Linked DNA regions of Mus musculus: region 1 is linked to region 2. A link is a loop called in an ENCODE intact Hi-C map of the cell type or tissue named here. Cell type or tissue: left cerebral cortex. All regions are shown on one strand.

Region 1 (8,000 bases), 230 kb before region 2:
TTCCCTTAGTTGCTTGAAAAAGGAGCCTTCAAGCAGGACAGATAGTTCACATTTGCAAACATGGTATTCTAGAGAAAAAGGCAGGAGAATCAAGAGTTCAAAACTAGCCTGGGATACAAGGAAAATAAGAAGCCAACCTAAGATAAATCCCTGTCTTAAGAAACAAGACAACGGCACGCAAACTTTATATGCCCCAGAACAGGGGAACGCCAGGGCCAAAAAGGGGGAGTGGGCGGGTAGGGGAGTGGGGGTGGGTGGGTATGGGGGACTTTTGGTATAGCATTGGAAATGTAAATGAGCTAAATACCTAATAAAAAATGGAAAGAAAAAAAAAAAGAAACAAGACAACTTTTTATTACCTGATTTTTGGCTCATTAAAAACAGATTCAGTGTAATACTTCATCATTATAAGTCAGAGTGTGTAATAAGATTGGATTTTAGACATATTCAAAAGGTTTATTTACCTATTATTTTTTTTTTCATTTAGAGGAAAAAGTGTTTAGTAATTGTTAGAATAGCATGGGAAGGCCCCTTAAGAGAAACCATTACCTCCTAACCTCCACTTCCAGGTAGACACAGGTATTGTCTCCTTGTTTAGAGTTAATCCAGATGGTCAGATCAAATGACCTAGCTAAGGGAGGCAGGTTCACTGTAAGCCAATTAAAGAAGCAGAAAAACTGTTCCTAAGGAGAGGGTCTACTTTATTCTCCCAGAATTCCTGCCATCTTGGACAGTCCTTATGAGGCATCGTGACTGCCTTTCTGAATCCTGACTTAGACAGCACTAACTGTTCTTTTTCTTTCTCATCTGTCTTTTCCCCCCAAAGCCCAGCAGAGCCTTACTCTGCTTTTGCTCATACTGTAGGTTTTACTTTCTCCAAAGCGTACCTCCCTGCTGTGTGGCTGCCTATTTACCTTGTGGCTAGCATCTCATCCATGCTGTCTTGAGCTCAAGTAGCACTGCTTTGTTTTTTTTCTCTTTTATATTCTCATCCTCTGGGATGCTGCTGAAATTCACAGCTTGCCTACCCCAAAGTTTTCTTCTCCTCTCCTTCTCTTCTTCCTCCTCATCCTTTTCTTTCTTTCTCTCTTTCTCCCTTTCTTTCTTTCTTTCTTTCTTTCTTTCTTTCTTTCTTTCTTTCTTTCTTTCTTTCTTTCTCTCTCTCTCTCTCTCTCTCTCTCTCTCTCTTTCTTTCTTTCTTTCTTTCTTATAAAAGCATCCTACGTCTTCTGTTTAACTTTGTTCTTATCCTAAGAATTCTAAGAGGGGACCCTGATTTCTCTGGTAACTTCAGATAACAACAAAAACAATCTTCCAAATTTTTGGTAATGTGAATTTAGGTAGAGATTCAGAAATCTGTACATATAGAAGTTGTGAAATACAAATGTGTGCACCATTTAAACAAAATCAAATTATGTAAGGTAGGAAAAGCAAGATTTGGAAAGAACTCAGACAGTACAGTGTTAGCCACACAAACATGAGGACCTGAATTTGATCCTCAGGATATATTTAATAACCCAGGTATGTTGGGGAGTCAGAGACAGGCAGATGCACTGGGTTTAGTGACCAACCAGTCCAGAATAGTCAGTGAGTCTTGGGTCATCGAGAGAGCCTGTCTCAAAAACAAGGTGCATAGAACTTGGGGGAAAATAACATTTGAAGTTGTTCTCTGTCTTCCACATACATGTACACACAGTTGTAATCATACCAGCAAAATACAGAACACACACACACACACACACACACACACACACACACACACACACAAAAATTCAATGGAGAAAGATAACACAGAAAAGACAAACCTATTGCAGTTCAAGGATGATACAGTTTTTCAAAAGCAAAATGGAATTATAAAAGCATACAAACACCAGAGGAATATAAGAGGAATATAGCTTTTGTCTACGTAACAGTTACACCATAGTGCGCAAGTACTTTGTCAGCACTATTTTATATGATGCGCACAGCAGTTTGGAAAGGATCGAAAGAGTCACGGCCAGTGGTTAGGCATGTAGAAAAAAATGAGTGAAGAAACATAAAGGAAAGAGGAATGTAGAGAGAGCCTAAGAATGGTTGCCAGTGACAAGGAGCATAGCTAATTAGAGATAATTATGAAAAGTATGATTCAGACTAAGCCAAGGAAATATTTTATCCAAAACTGATGAGATGTTCAAAGTACCTTGCTTTTAAAAATAACCAAAGCATTAAAAGGAGCAGTTGGGTTCTGTCCTGGCTTGCTTTCTATTGAGAAACTAAGCATAATGATCAAAAGCAACTTGGGGAGAAATGGGTTAATGCCATCTCACAGTTTATAATCCACCATGATGGGAAGTCAGGACAGGAACCTGGAGGCAGAAAGGGAAGCAGAAGCCATGGAAGAATGCTATTTACTGACCATCTTGCTCTTCATAGCTTTCTCAGTTTGTTTTCTTATACATGCCAGACCCACCTGGCCAAGAATGACACCACACACGGTGGCCTGGGCCCTCCCATACTAGTCTTTAATAATAAAAACAAACAAACAAATGACAAAACAAATCAAACCAAAGCGACAACCAACAATCTTTCTCAAGTCTTTCCTATCGGCCAAAGATTTGGAGATGGAGACATTTTCTTACTTGTGAATCCTCTTCCCAAATGACCCAAGCTTGTTTCAAGTTGACAAGAAAACTAACAAGCACAGGTCATTTTTATAAAGGTACTTCCAATCTGTAGCATTTCTATTCAAGAGATTATGAAATAATGATTAGAAAAACTATTTTATTTTAACCAATATGTGAGTCTACCCTTCTTTGGGGCAAAGGGGTCAATAAACCTTTGGGCACATCAGAGTGAAAAATTGAAATAGAGTTTAGTTTACTCTTAAATAAATGCCTGATTAAAATAAAGCAACAGTGACCAGCAGTCTCCATAAGTCAACAGCGTCTTAATTTACTAAGGCACAGGATTGTCAATGTAGCATGAAGAGAACTTAGAGTCACCCAGAATCAGCTTCGCAAATGCTGTTTTACACAACAGTAGTACAGAATGAGAGAGTAGACCGATATCAACAAAAATAAGCGTGAACTACTAATAGAAGAGATAAGTAGAGGAAGACACATAAGCTGCCTTAGTACACCTCTCTGCACTTGAATCTAAACATCACAGCGTGGCTTAAAGTTCTACCAAGCTATGGCAAACATATTGGCCTTTGCAAAGTAGCCCCCTTGAAGACTAAGTGGTGATAGACATTTAGGGATAAGAATACAGAGTGATCACATTTAATGTCATAGATTAATAGACCACTTCTGGGGACCTTTTCAAAATCATCTTTTGGAGTAGTAAGTATTGTGTATTTATAAAATGACAACATTCTACTATGTGTTCCTACTCCTATATATAGGAAATAGTAAGTATCATTATTCATCTTCTTTGATGAGAATGGATCACCAGTATTCTAGCGATGGCAAGGGCATGTCTTATGATAGTGAGATGCTCACTGGCAGCTAGACATTAAGAACAAGAATGTTGGGCTTGGGGATAAAGGATGATTGCTGCCAAATTCAGTGATCTGATCTTGATTCCCTCACCTTACACAGTGTAAGAGGAGAATAAACTTCCTCAGGTTGTCCTCCGTCCTCCATATGGGTCCCTCATCAATAAAGAATTAAATGTGGAACTAGATACAAAGAATACTCATTGTGTCTCTGTAGAACTGCAGAAGCAAGAACACTTATTATTGCTACTGCAATACTGACAAGAGAAACACCTTCTCATATCCTATATTTTAAGTAAATTGTGATATAAATAACAAAACAGATACGTCACAAATACCTCTTACGCAGTGGCTAGAACCATAAGCACGAATTTGATATTTATAAGATATGAAATGGTATTTTGGGTTCATTCTATGGAGTAACATTTTGTCAAAGTTGCTAATTTTAATTGCTGTTCCCCAGGAGTGTTCTATATTTGACTCTGCCACTCATGGTCTATTTTAAACATTGGATGAGTTAGTCTGTTAACTATACATTTTAAGAAAATAGGACATGAACAAATCAACTTTTGGGTCTCATTTTTTTTTCTGCATTGAATACACAATGGCTTTCTCATTTGTTCTCAAATTTCAGGGTAGTTGGGTATTCTCATTTTATGAAATGACATGTCAGTTATGAATAAGAGAGGATAGATTTGTATAACTCAACTTATGAAATAGAAACCCTGTTGTAAGAATCACAATAAAATATTCAGAAACACAAATGCTTCTAAGGGGTAAACATTGTCCAGCTGTCCTAAGTAAATCCTTTTGCTTTAACCTGTGAAATTTGGACTGGGATGTAGTTTGGTAGTAGACTGCCCAGATAGCATGTAAAAACAGACAAACAATATCAAACCAAACAAACAAAAAAACCAACCAAACAAACAAAAAAACTAAAGCAGCCAAACAAAAACACCTCTGAGTTTGATGCTTAGAAATAAGAAAAAAGAAAAGTTATGAAATTAAGCTAAGCATCAACCTAATGTATCTTTTTTATTACAATGAAATGCAGCCTCTTTAGACAATGCCTGATGAATATATATCAACATTAATTAGATATATGGTCTTTAAAACTTAAAAATGGCCTCTAAAAGGAAAACAGATGACCTTGAGTTGATAAGACATCTCAACAGGCAAAGGGACTTGCTCCCAAACCTGACCACATGAGTTTGGTCATCTGGACACAAGGTGAAAAGACAGAAAACAATTTCTGAAAGTTGTTCTCTGACCTCTGTATGCATAACTTTATTACCCAGACATGTACACAGGTACATACACATACATCCATACTCACACACATATTCACCAATACATGACCTAAAAATAAATAGAAAAATTTAAATACTGAATATGCTGGTTAAAATAGTGGGTCTCTCTGATTATGTTCCTTCTTGTCCTGGAATGTTTCATATTACAAACTCTTATGTGTCTTCTACACTATTGTCTACAGGTCTCAGGCAAATCCTCTGGATTATGATCACCAGGGAGCTGAGGTAAAGCCAAGACGAGCTCTCAGTTATACGTACAGATATGCTGCAAAAAAGACTAGGAATGTATAGGGTTTGAACACTGAACCTAAATAACGGGAAGTGCCCCTGCAAGGTGAGCCTCTAAGCATTGCTATGGTGATGAATTTGTTTGTGGTGAAAGGAGTGCTTTAGGGAATGCCTGACACCTGAACTTGGAATCTGAAGGTGCTGGGAGATGCCTTATCTTGCCTTGGTGGAGTGAATTTATCACTGTGATAGGGCTAAAATCAGCTTACTGAGAAAATCTGGGGTCTCCATATTTCCTAATAAAAAGATTATTGTATAAATTATTATTATCATTGAAACATAGTATATACAAGGATTGCATCCTGCAGAAAATTCTCCAACCCCCCTCCCAATTGACTTCTTTTTCAGATAGGGTCTCATGAAGCTCAGGTTGTCCTCAAACTTGTGAAGTAGCCAAGGATGACCTTGAACTGCTGATCGTCTTGTCTCTTACTTTCATTCACCACGTGCTGGGTTACAAGCATTTACCACCACACCAGACTGAGGAAAGTCTCTATTAAATATAGTAAAGTCTTAGCTTGCCTTATTGGCCAATGATGCCCATAAACAACTAACAGACATTTACAGAAATTTAAGTGTGAGAGGGCATCTCAGGATTTGTTCTGTGTTGTCCAAACTATATAGCATAAATCTGTATCTTTTATTAAGCAAATAGTGGGTCTCTGGATCTTAGGCCTTATTGTTGTATGCAAATGTCCTGTGTAACACAGAACCATGTTCAATGACTATACACGATGAAAAATAATTTAGATATGTAAAAAAAAAAAATAAAAAAAAACTAAGGATAAAAACAAAACAATTAAATATATGATATGAGTCGATTTCAATTGCGTTTCTTAAAGAATTAACGAAGGAGAACCAATTTAATTCATACAGAGGAACCAGTATCAGAGCTGTACCTGGCTTCTACTAAGCCTAGACATACTGTTCTCGTAGTCAACAACCCACTTACTGAGAGCAGCACGGACTTTTAGTCTTCTTACTCCTTCTCATATTCCGTCTCCGCACTGAGGTCCTCTTCCAACTTATACCCTGGGGCAGTGTAAAAGCCCACTGTGATCCCATGTAATGAAGCAGGCCCCAACCAAAGATAAGACACTGGAGGTCAGTCTGTTCTTTGGTCCCTTGATCTAATTTAGCTTGGGGATAGAGAAGACTCTTACAAAGAGAATTGGGTATGAGCTAAAGCTATGTCCTCACTGATTTCTTGTTTTCTTAAGATATTTTAAAAGCAGGGGTAGGAAGTAGGAATTGGGAGATGTGGGCTGAGGGAGGGGAGCAGCCAAAGAAACCACAGCATATTTGTACTAAACTGCAGAAACTGTCAAAGATGAGAAAGGAAGAAAAGTCCAGAGTTGTTCTGTGTAACGGTTTTTAGGGTCAACATAAAAAAGGGTGAGAGATAGGTGCAGAAGCAAGAGGGAACCATTCAGCCTGGAGGAAGACTGTAGAAGGAATGGCTACTTATACAACATAGCTATAAATAATGCAGGATAGAGGTATAGATGGCAAAGAAAGTTCTACAATTTAGCACTTTATTATGAGATAAGAGTCACTATAATATTCTAGAAGGAAATGAAGATCTCCAGGTCACAGAACTGGGAATGAGCCCTGTGTTCAGCAGGTACAAATGCATTGCTTGACAAGAATAATGCAAGCAGACAGTAAATGGTTGAATGACTGTCACCATGTGCTCAGTGCCTTTTAAATGAATATGAGATGGAACATGTGGAAAACAGAGATACATGGCAGGGATGAGTTAGGTTTTCTTATGATACATTTACTCAATATGTAAATAAACAATCACCAGAAAAACAATAGGCAGCTAATCTGGCTGGGAAAATCACAGATCTTTTTTAAAACAAATGTTTAGAAAAGTAGTCCTTTTATTTCATCTTTTGTTGCTTTTAATGTGCTACTGTTTAACATTTACATACCTCATTAAACACGTTACTTTTTCCAGGTTGACATCTGTATATTATTCATAGTTCAATGATTATTTAGATCTGTTTCTATGATTCTTAGCTAGTTATATATCCATGTCCAGAATGAAGCAGTGCTGTAGGATATTTGGCAGACCACTAAAAACCACATATTTATTTATTTGTGTGTGTGTATGTGTGGGTGTGTGTGCTGTAGTACATGCATGTAGGTCAGAGGACAACTTGTGGGAGCTACTTCCCTCCTTCCATGTGGCCCACAGCGACTGAACAGATATTGTGAGGCTTGGTGGCAAAAAGCCTGTGGAATTCTGCTGCTGCCCTAGGTCTACTTTCAAAATTACCTTTAAAATAATTACGCGCGCGCGCGCGCGTGTGTGTGTGTGTGTGTGTGTGTGTGTGTAACAACAGTACTATAAACTAATGTTTTGGTATCTTATGTTGAGCCTTTCCTCATGCCAATCCTCACTTAGTTTTACCTATTATCCCCCATCATGGTAGAAAGGTCACGAGGGAGGCTCTGTGCAGGTGGCCTAAGTGCTCCAACACTGAATCATATTCATAGGCCTTCTTATTTACTTCAAGCATTATATATTTTCATTAAAGATAACCCTGCTTTAGAGTTTAAAAATAGTTTTACTTCTGGCTATGTAGTGTGTTTCTGTGTGGGAATGTGCACAAGAGTATAGGTGCCCATGGAGGTCAGAAGAACCCTTTGGCTCCCCTGGAGTTAGAAGTACAGGCAATTCCGACCCTCCTGACATGGGTGCTTGGCACTGAACTTGGATCCCCTGAAAGAGCAGGAATACTCAGTCTCTGAGCCATCTCTTTAGTTCCTAGCCTTCTTTAAAAAAAAAAAAAATGTATCTTTCCAAATGGCCCAGTCCTAATGTTTTGATGGAGTTTTAATCCTACCTTTAGCTTTTGAGGCAACATTTTATAAAGCACAATCTAGGTTCTTAAAATGCAGCTCAGAATTAGACACAG
Region 2 (8,000 bases):
TAATGTAATACAAAGTACAGTGCCTAGTCGCTGGCAAAAAAAAAAAAATAAGGGTTGATTTAAAATTTCTGGATGAATAAAGTTAATGAAAGTTCCAAATACTTAGTAAATTCAACTAATTTTCTATCTAAAAAGAAACTTTTTAGGTTGGTTGATGAGCTATTTTTCAATTAATATAAAGTATACTGTTTTCACAGAAATCAAATTAAGTTTAATAACCTTTCATATCCTTTTATTTCTGAGTATTTTACGTTAAGTTGATTTAAATAAACCTTATATATTAATTCTAACCCATTATTCCCTTTCATCTTAGTTTGGAAATCATGTTAACATGACTTCAATATAAGTAAATTTTATTACATTTTAGTTTCTTTTTGATATACTATTTTTTTCATTGGAGACTAACACATAAATGTGATTTTAGAAAAACATGATATTGTATTTGAATATAGGAACTATTCACCTTAACTTACTCAACCAGAAAAGATCTCGTCCATGGTTAATCCCGTTTTGTTAATAAGTCATTGAGAAATTATTAAATGTGTCATCACAAAGGAACAATTTTCTGTTGAGAAAAATATTAAGATCTGCTTATACAATTGCATATGTTCCTCCTTGAGTCTTAATACTTCTTTTAAGCCGAGTTAGAAATATTTCCTTTATAGCATATAGCATACTCCCTTGATCTAGAGAACATTTGGTAACCATGCCACTTCATTCATCCGGAACCTCAACAGGGATAAACACTCCTGCACGGTTGATGATTCAGAGTTGATTAGAGAGTGATACTTTAAAGATGGCATGCCAAAGACTGTGTGGACCTGATGTCTTCACACACACCCTATTCCCAAACTGCAGGAAGATGTTAGCCTAGTGAACTGTTTACCACATATTACTGCACCGTAGACAACTCCATGCTTCAGCTTCCTCTCAACACTTCTTTACCATCCCATACCAGGTATTTTATTCTGAACATATACTTTGTTTCAATTGCCCTAAAACTGATATTGTTTTTCTCTTGTTCTTTTGAGTTACAATTGGAGCATTTGTCTTTCCTGGATGAAAGCTTTGCCTGTCATAGGAATTTAAACAAATTATTCACCGTTGGATAGATTATCATTAATAAGTTGAAACATAATAAGAAAACTAGCTATCTGCAGGGGATATTTGTCATAATCATCTCTTCTTCTTATTTCTCTATTCACCTAGTGAAAATCAAAATCCTGGGTCTAAATGTATACATGATTTATCATCAGCTGGTTAAAGAAATATTCTTTGTCCATCATTTTGAAATAGGCTAAAATGAGACTCTTGTTATTTTTCTCTCCATACAAAAATATATTTCATGGGGCAGTGGCTTCTATGTTCCATAGAACTAAAGAGCACACAGAAATCCTAAATTTTAAGATAGCCCATGGGCAGACTTAAAGTCTCAGCTGCTTTCGGAGTTTTAGTTTTTTGAAAGTCTAGATGCTGAGATTTTTCTGGTTTTCGGAGTCTGCCTTGTGGTCTTCTTGGTTTCAACAACTCAAAGCAATCCAGTAAAGCTTTATTTCTAAGTCCTCTGTTAAACATGTGCTTTATTAACTTTCATCTAAACATGCCCTGATAGGTAACCTGTAATCCATCATAATTAAATAAAAGAGCATATGACTCCTACTGGTCTTGATGTATGAGAAGGATGCTGACCACTAAGTGCCAGAAATGTTCAAAAGCAGTAAAATCATTACTTAATGTCCACCACACCATTTCCTCTGATTTCTAACTCTGAAAGGTCTGATCGATACAAGTTTCCTTTACATACTGTATTCTCAGTACTTTTAAAGTAATAAAACAATAACCTAAGGAGAAACTATTTTATTGGCCATTGTGTTTTTCTTTATGCAGTTCTGTAATATTTGCATGGATACAAAAGGACTTGTCAAAATAGGTTTTCTCAGTCTCTTTGGAGAGCTTCTCATTTATATTTTATCAAATGCAAATGTCATTGCTAAATCTTTGTGCTGTCAAGCCAACATTATACAGGGATGCAGTCATCACGTGATCTTCACAGCCAGGAAGGAATTCAAAGGGAGCAGTTCCAGAGCAATCCATGAGGGAAAATACCAGCAGGAAGCTCTCTCACTCTCCTCAGACATTTGCATTGCTCCAAATTTTGATTTGGGTGTGACCCAACTCGAGAGAGCTTAAGAAAATAGAATCACTAAGCATCTATTCCACTCCCTTATGAATTTCAGTAGGAACTTACACATGGACACAGTACTGGTTATTGTTACTCAGTAGATGTCAGAAAGCATGATCAGAGTGTACTGATGGATGCCACCTTAATTCTGCTAATGCTTCTTGAGAGATATTACTCTTTCTTAAAGAATAGAAGCACTATTGCTGATGCCAAGAAGAGCTTGCTGACAGGAGTCTGGTATAGATCTCTCCTGGGAGGCTCTGCCAATATAGAAGCTGATGCACACAGCCAAACATTACATCAGACAACACAGGGACCCCAGTGGAGGAGTTAGGGCAAGGACTGTAGGAGTTGAAGGGGTTTGCAACCTCATAGGAAGAACAACAATATCAACCAACCAGACCCCCCAACATTCCCAGGGACTAAACCACCAACCACAGAGTACACATGGGGAAACCAATGGCTCCAGCTAGATATATAGCAGAAGATTGCTTTATCTGGCATAAATGGGAGGGGAGGTCCTTGGTCCTGTGGAGGTTCAATGGCCCAGGGTGGGGAAAGGGGGTAGGGGTGTTGTGGAGGGGAAACTGGTAAGTTGGATAACTGTTTAAAAGAAAATAAATGAAATTACCAATAAGAATGTGAAAAAGAATAAAAACACTGGATTTTAGGCAATTATGTCTAATTATAGCTGAGGCACCTCCTAATTCTATTCTGACTCACTTATCAGCCTATTACACTATCAAACAAATCACTGGTTCAATAAGCATCCCTTCAATAAATAACATCTGGTCATGTAGATACAACTGGAAGACTTATAGTGGCAGAAAGCTACTGCTGATGAGTCTCTTGCATGCATCTGTTCCCCATTTTGTCATAAGACGTGCTTCCATCAAGTGTGACTAAGACAATGTATTACTTCCATTCCCTTTTTATGCCTCACCCGTGATTCTTCAGATTCTTTTTATGGTTCTTGTTTCCCATAATAGGGCTTGCCCCTCCAATCTTATGTATTGAGGTGAAATTATTATTATGCCCGTGTCCTACTCAGACATCACTGGAGAAGACTGAGAACAGATTTCCTGAAAGGGGACAGGCTTAAGGCAGAGTAGACTAAGGAAGATCACCAAGTCATGGGAAAGTTCCATACTCAGTAGTCCATCTAACACTGATCATATCAATACAGACTCTTCTGGTTTATAGAAGCTAGATTTTGAGAAAATTGTAACCATAACTATCTATTTCTTGGAGTCGATGAATGAATCGTTATTATCCAGGAATAATACAAATTCTACCTTTTGTATTAATTTCAAGTTTTTACAAATTTTTATTAATTTTAGCATAAACAAAATTTGTGAGGAAAGTTTTGTTATGTAAGTATTTTATTAAGTGAGAACAGTGGTATGCAAAGCAATTGACACTTTGTGAAAGCTCTACAGGGTTAAAGCACTAAAACTTTGAGCTATAGGGAGATTAAAAAATGTTCATACTCAAACAGCTGTGAAATTAATATGGTTTTCTAAAATATGAAGCTGTAAATTAGAGGAAGTCCTGAATACAGGGAGTGTTCCGTGACCTACATCGCTAGCACAGAACAATTCATACCCTCAAAAGCCACATAATAGCACAAAGGAAGTCTAATGCATCATTTTTCTGTTTTGTTTTCAGTCCCTGTGTGGGCACACTTGTTTAAAATTAAAATCTTGGAGCAGGCGGTGCAGATAGTGAGCCAGATCCTGTGTCATTCTGTTGGAATAAAGCCTGCATGTGTGTCTAAAGGAGAAATCCAGTCTCCCTCAGCCCTTGTTGTCTGATTCAAAGCCTCCTCAGAAAGTATGTTTGGACCTCAAAAGCGTGCAAATTAAAATTTATATTAATATGTTGTTTTGATGTAGCATTTTGTGATGACCACTGATAGACTCAACTAATTAAGAGTCGGCCATTGTAGACATACAAAAAGATCCCTCTAAAATAGCAAGACATAAGAGACTAAATCACAATATAAAAAGATACTGATATTTAGAGACAATTTGGGATATGGCTCTACAAATCTGAGCATGCTCCTTCGGCTCACTCTACTGATGACTCCGGTATTGTGTGTCTGCAAACTAGGATTCACCATCCCACCCTGACTTTTTTGCTCATCCCTTGTTTGACCACTTTTCTCCTCTTATTCTACTTTCACATTATCAACTTTGTGTAGTACTTTCTGTACCTTATTTATTGTTTAATCTAAGTGTTATTTAGCAATTTCCTCTAAGATAAGCCCTTCATCTTGTAGGAAGGCATGTTAAAAGAGGTGAAACTAAGGGATGCTCTAAGTCAGTCTGAGTAGCAACCCCCTTTGAGGTTGACTGACCCATATACAGGGGTTACCTATCAGATGACCTACTTATCAGATGTTTACAGTATGATTCATAACAGTACAAAATTACAGCTAAGAAATAGCAACCAAAATAATTTTATAGTTGGTAGTCACCACAACATGAGGAACTGTATCGAAAAGTTGCAGTATTAAGAAGATTGAGAACCACTGCTCTAAGGGCATGTAAAACATTCCAGCCTGCAGGGAAGCTCATTAAACTCTCGAAGTAAACAATTCAGTAACTTCAGGAAGTCTCTGAAACTGGTCAGATTCAATCCTAGAAGCATGCATAGTTACACAATCTGCAGAAAGTACTCTCAGACAATCTGAAGTATAGAGATGCTTAGAACAGCTGAGTAGCATGGAATAATAAGTAGAGATGAGCCACATTACCTGCAAGAAGCAGAGAGTAGCCTGGAAGAGACTCAGACCAACTGAGTTGCTTGGAAAGAACTCCCTTCCACCCTATTGAGCACCTTCAGGTTACCCAGTATCCTCGAGATTTCCAGTTTGCATGAGGTAACACCTGTTCTTGGATAGACTTTTGTAGATGTGTTTGAGCCATTTCTACTTTGAGTAACCCTCCACCTGTTTTCCTCTAAGTAACCCCTACGAAACTCATTGTTTCACCAAGCTGTGCTTTGGTAGTTTCTTTGCATTGTTCTGGTTTTGCTTTCCTATGTGGAGTAAGTAGATACTTGTTTGCATCTCCCCAGGAAGAGTGAAATGCAACATTGTCCTGCCTACATTCTCATTATAAGAGAAAAACTGAATCCATGGTTTGTTAAGTTTCTATGCTTTTAAGTGAAGTGATACATTCCATATCTCTGTACATGGACCCAACTCTCTTTGAATAAGAAAATACTAATTTTATTCCTTATGTTTCATATTTTTCATTGCATAAGAAAACTTTTCATAAATCATTTTTTTTTGGAAAACAAAATTTGTATTCCCACAACGATTGAGTACTTTATTTTAGTGGGTTTGTGAATCAGACTCTAACATGGGATTCTCTGTGCAGTAAGGCTCTTTCTAGTTGTATGAACATGTTCAATGAGTTTTGTTTTTAAATCCCACCAATTTATGTGTTCCATGATGTTTTTGCTACTTATTAATCTGATGATTATTTGAATCATCTATGTCCGTTTTTTTTCTTTGTATAAAACAAGCAATAAGAATAACTTAAACTTTTATTTTGTGAATTAAAAGAAATTCATGTGAAGTTATTAGAATAGTGTATTGCTCAAAGGGGAAATATTATTTGTTATTACTGAGTAAGAAAAAATCATGAAATTACTATGTATCTCATTTATATGATCATTTATGCTTCCCATTTATGCCAGTTATCTATTGCCAACCTGTCCTGCCTGAGACAGGAGGGATAGCAAGAAAATTTCCACTCACCATGGAGATTCTGCCCCACCACTATGAGGTATGAAGGTACATGAGTGCAAAAGGAAGACTGTACATGAACCCCACCAGATCATACTTGTGTCTTCTGTTCTTATTCATATGTGACTTCCACAAAAGCAATTAAGGGAGAAAATAACAGAAAAGTTCCAAGTTCAAGACATCTATGTCTGTGTTGAAGTTGTTGCCCTGGAGATGGTCTGTGTTCTCATCATCCCTTTGACATGATGGTTTTAAGAACTGAGATCAGAGGATATGACCAAGTACCAATGCAAAAGCTTCAGGAAGAAGAGGCTACAGAATTACTAACATCTGGGCAGGAACTCTGAGGAGAAAGATAAAACAAAAAAAGGTGGTGATGTAGCAAGGGACCCTCTACAGATATGACCTCACACTTGGGAGGTGGCTGGGGTCACTGCTATATGTGTGGCTCATCGCTGTGATGTGCACAGAGGGCTGCATATCCTAAATAAATGAAATTTAAAGAAAATGTCTCTCAAAGAGGTTGGATTATCATTTTGTATGCTTCATAGAATGGATGTCAACAATTATTGCCAGTTGTTATTGCTGGTACTCCAAATTGTAGTTCTTCCTCTTACTCTGTACAGTGTAGATCCTAATAATTTATTTACTGAGTTTGTAGACTCTTGGCTGGATACAGTCAAACATCTGTAGAGCTCTAGCAGATCTTGGGTCCTTTCAAAGGAATAGAGTGCTCATAGGGACTTTGCCTCCCACACAAGCAGAAGATGAAGTTTGCTGCAGATTTACCAAGTACACAGTGTTCTTGTTCTTTTTCTGGCATCCAGCTAATAATTGACCACAGGAAGCTGCTGGGCCGTGCCCTCAAAGCAGCTCAGAAACAGTGCATGTTGTTGCTTAGCTATGGGGAGGGGGGTGAGGGGGCAGGATAGGCTGAAACTTGGGACCTTATTTTCTACAAGGACCTGAGCAGAATTACAAATATGTTGGAGACATTAAAATTTGAGAAAAAAAATGAATAAGCTGCTGATTGGAGGTCATTGATCATTTTTTTTTGTAAGTAATTCATCTAAAGAAGACATTGTTACACAACATTTCTTTTCTCTTTCCTCTTGATAAACACAGTGTGAATGAAAGGTAGGGAGAATAAAAGATTTAATCAATCATCCAGGGGCCAAGGCAGAATTGCTTTCTCTTATACATTTGCCGCCAAGTATATAAACTCAGATTTGCTTCCAATTATTTGTAATATGTTTTCCCAGAAGAATTCATAATAGGTTTTTTAGGCACTGTTCCCTTTTCTATTAATGACCAAAACACAACTGTTCCTCCTCAGCCCAAAGCAAGGCAGATAAGTGAGGAAATTGCTATGGATGTGGCTGTTGGTCTTGGAAGGTGTTATGTTTGTTTTTATTTTAACCTGACTACAATGAAAGCAGGGATAGGACTGTTTTCTTGCTTTGTTGTTGTTGTTGTTGTTGTTATTGTTGTTGTTGATTCAAACTTAGGTTTTATGACACTTCATCAAGGAAGGTTAACATAATGACACATTAAAAAGCTAAAAGGCTATGTCAGAGTTACACAGGATGTGGTTCTTGCCACTTGATCACTTGTGAACTTGCTCCTAAAATGATCACATTTACTACCTGAGTGCAATACTTCAATGCCTAGATAGCACCTCCAGCTCCCAGGAGTGCCTGCCTGGGTTGTCATGGCCCTGACATCATCATCACAGGGATCCTTGGACAGACTCAGGTGCACTCAAGGGCTCAAAGACAGACACATATTCCTTGTCAAGAGGAGCCATTACCGTTGGATGGCTAAGCCTGCAATTCTGAAACCCTGTTTAAAACAGACAGTGGCCTGTACTCCCATGGAGACCCGATGTCTTGTCTCCTCTTGTTCTAAAGTAAACATTTCACTACATCCTATAGGTCCAGACATCACAGGGGTCATGCTATCCTTCCTGTCTTTATCCACAGTGAACCTGGATGCACCCCTCAGGAGGTAGCTTTAAAATACCTCAGTCCTCTGGTAGTGGCAGTATTGGCTGGATTTTCT

The links. Peaks named below come from ENCODE experiments on the same cell type or tissue, not always from the same donor. Only the 100,000 strongest peaks of a DNase experiment are listed, where the experiment ranks them.
Region 1: a loop joins it to region 2, with 4 times the contacts of the local background. A loop is called at or near these places in 2 of 42 quality-filtered maps.

The regions. Positions count from the first base shown.
Region 1 is chr10:27,146,512-27,154,511 of GRCm38, forward strand. All of the region lies in intron 32 of Lama2 (laminin, alpha 2), which reads right to left. Among named protein-coding and RNA genes, the nearest start is that of Gm40618, 170 kb to the left of the region's middle. In left cerebral cortex, no CTCF peak of the experiment used is centred here; DNase peaks (open chromatin) are centred at 3,596, 3,926 and 6,337.
Region 2 is chr10:27,380,961-27,388,960 of GRCm38, forward strand. The region is part of intron 4 of Lama2 (laminin, alpha 2); the gene reads right to left. Among named protein-coding and RNA genes, the nearest start is that of 4930579H20Rik, 4.9 kb to the right of the region's middle. In left cerebral cortex, a CTCF peak has its summit at 2,068; DNase peaks (open chromatin) are centred at 2,118, 3,117 and 3,905; H3K27ac peaks cover 3,276 bases.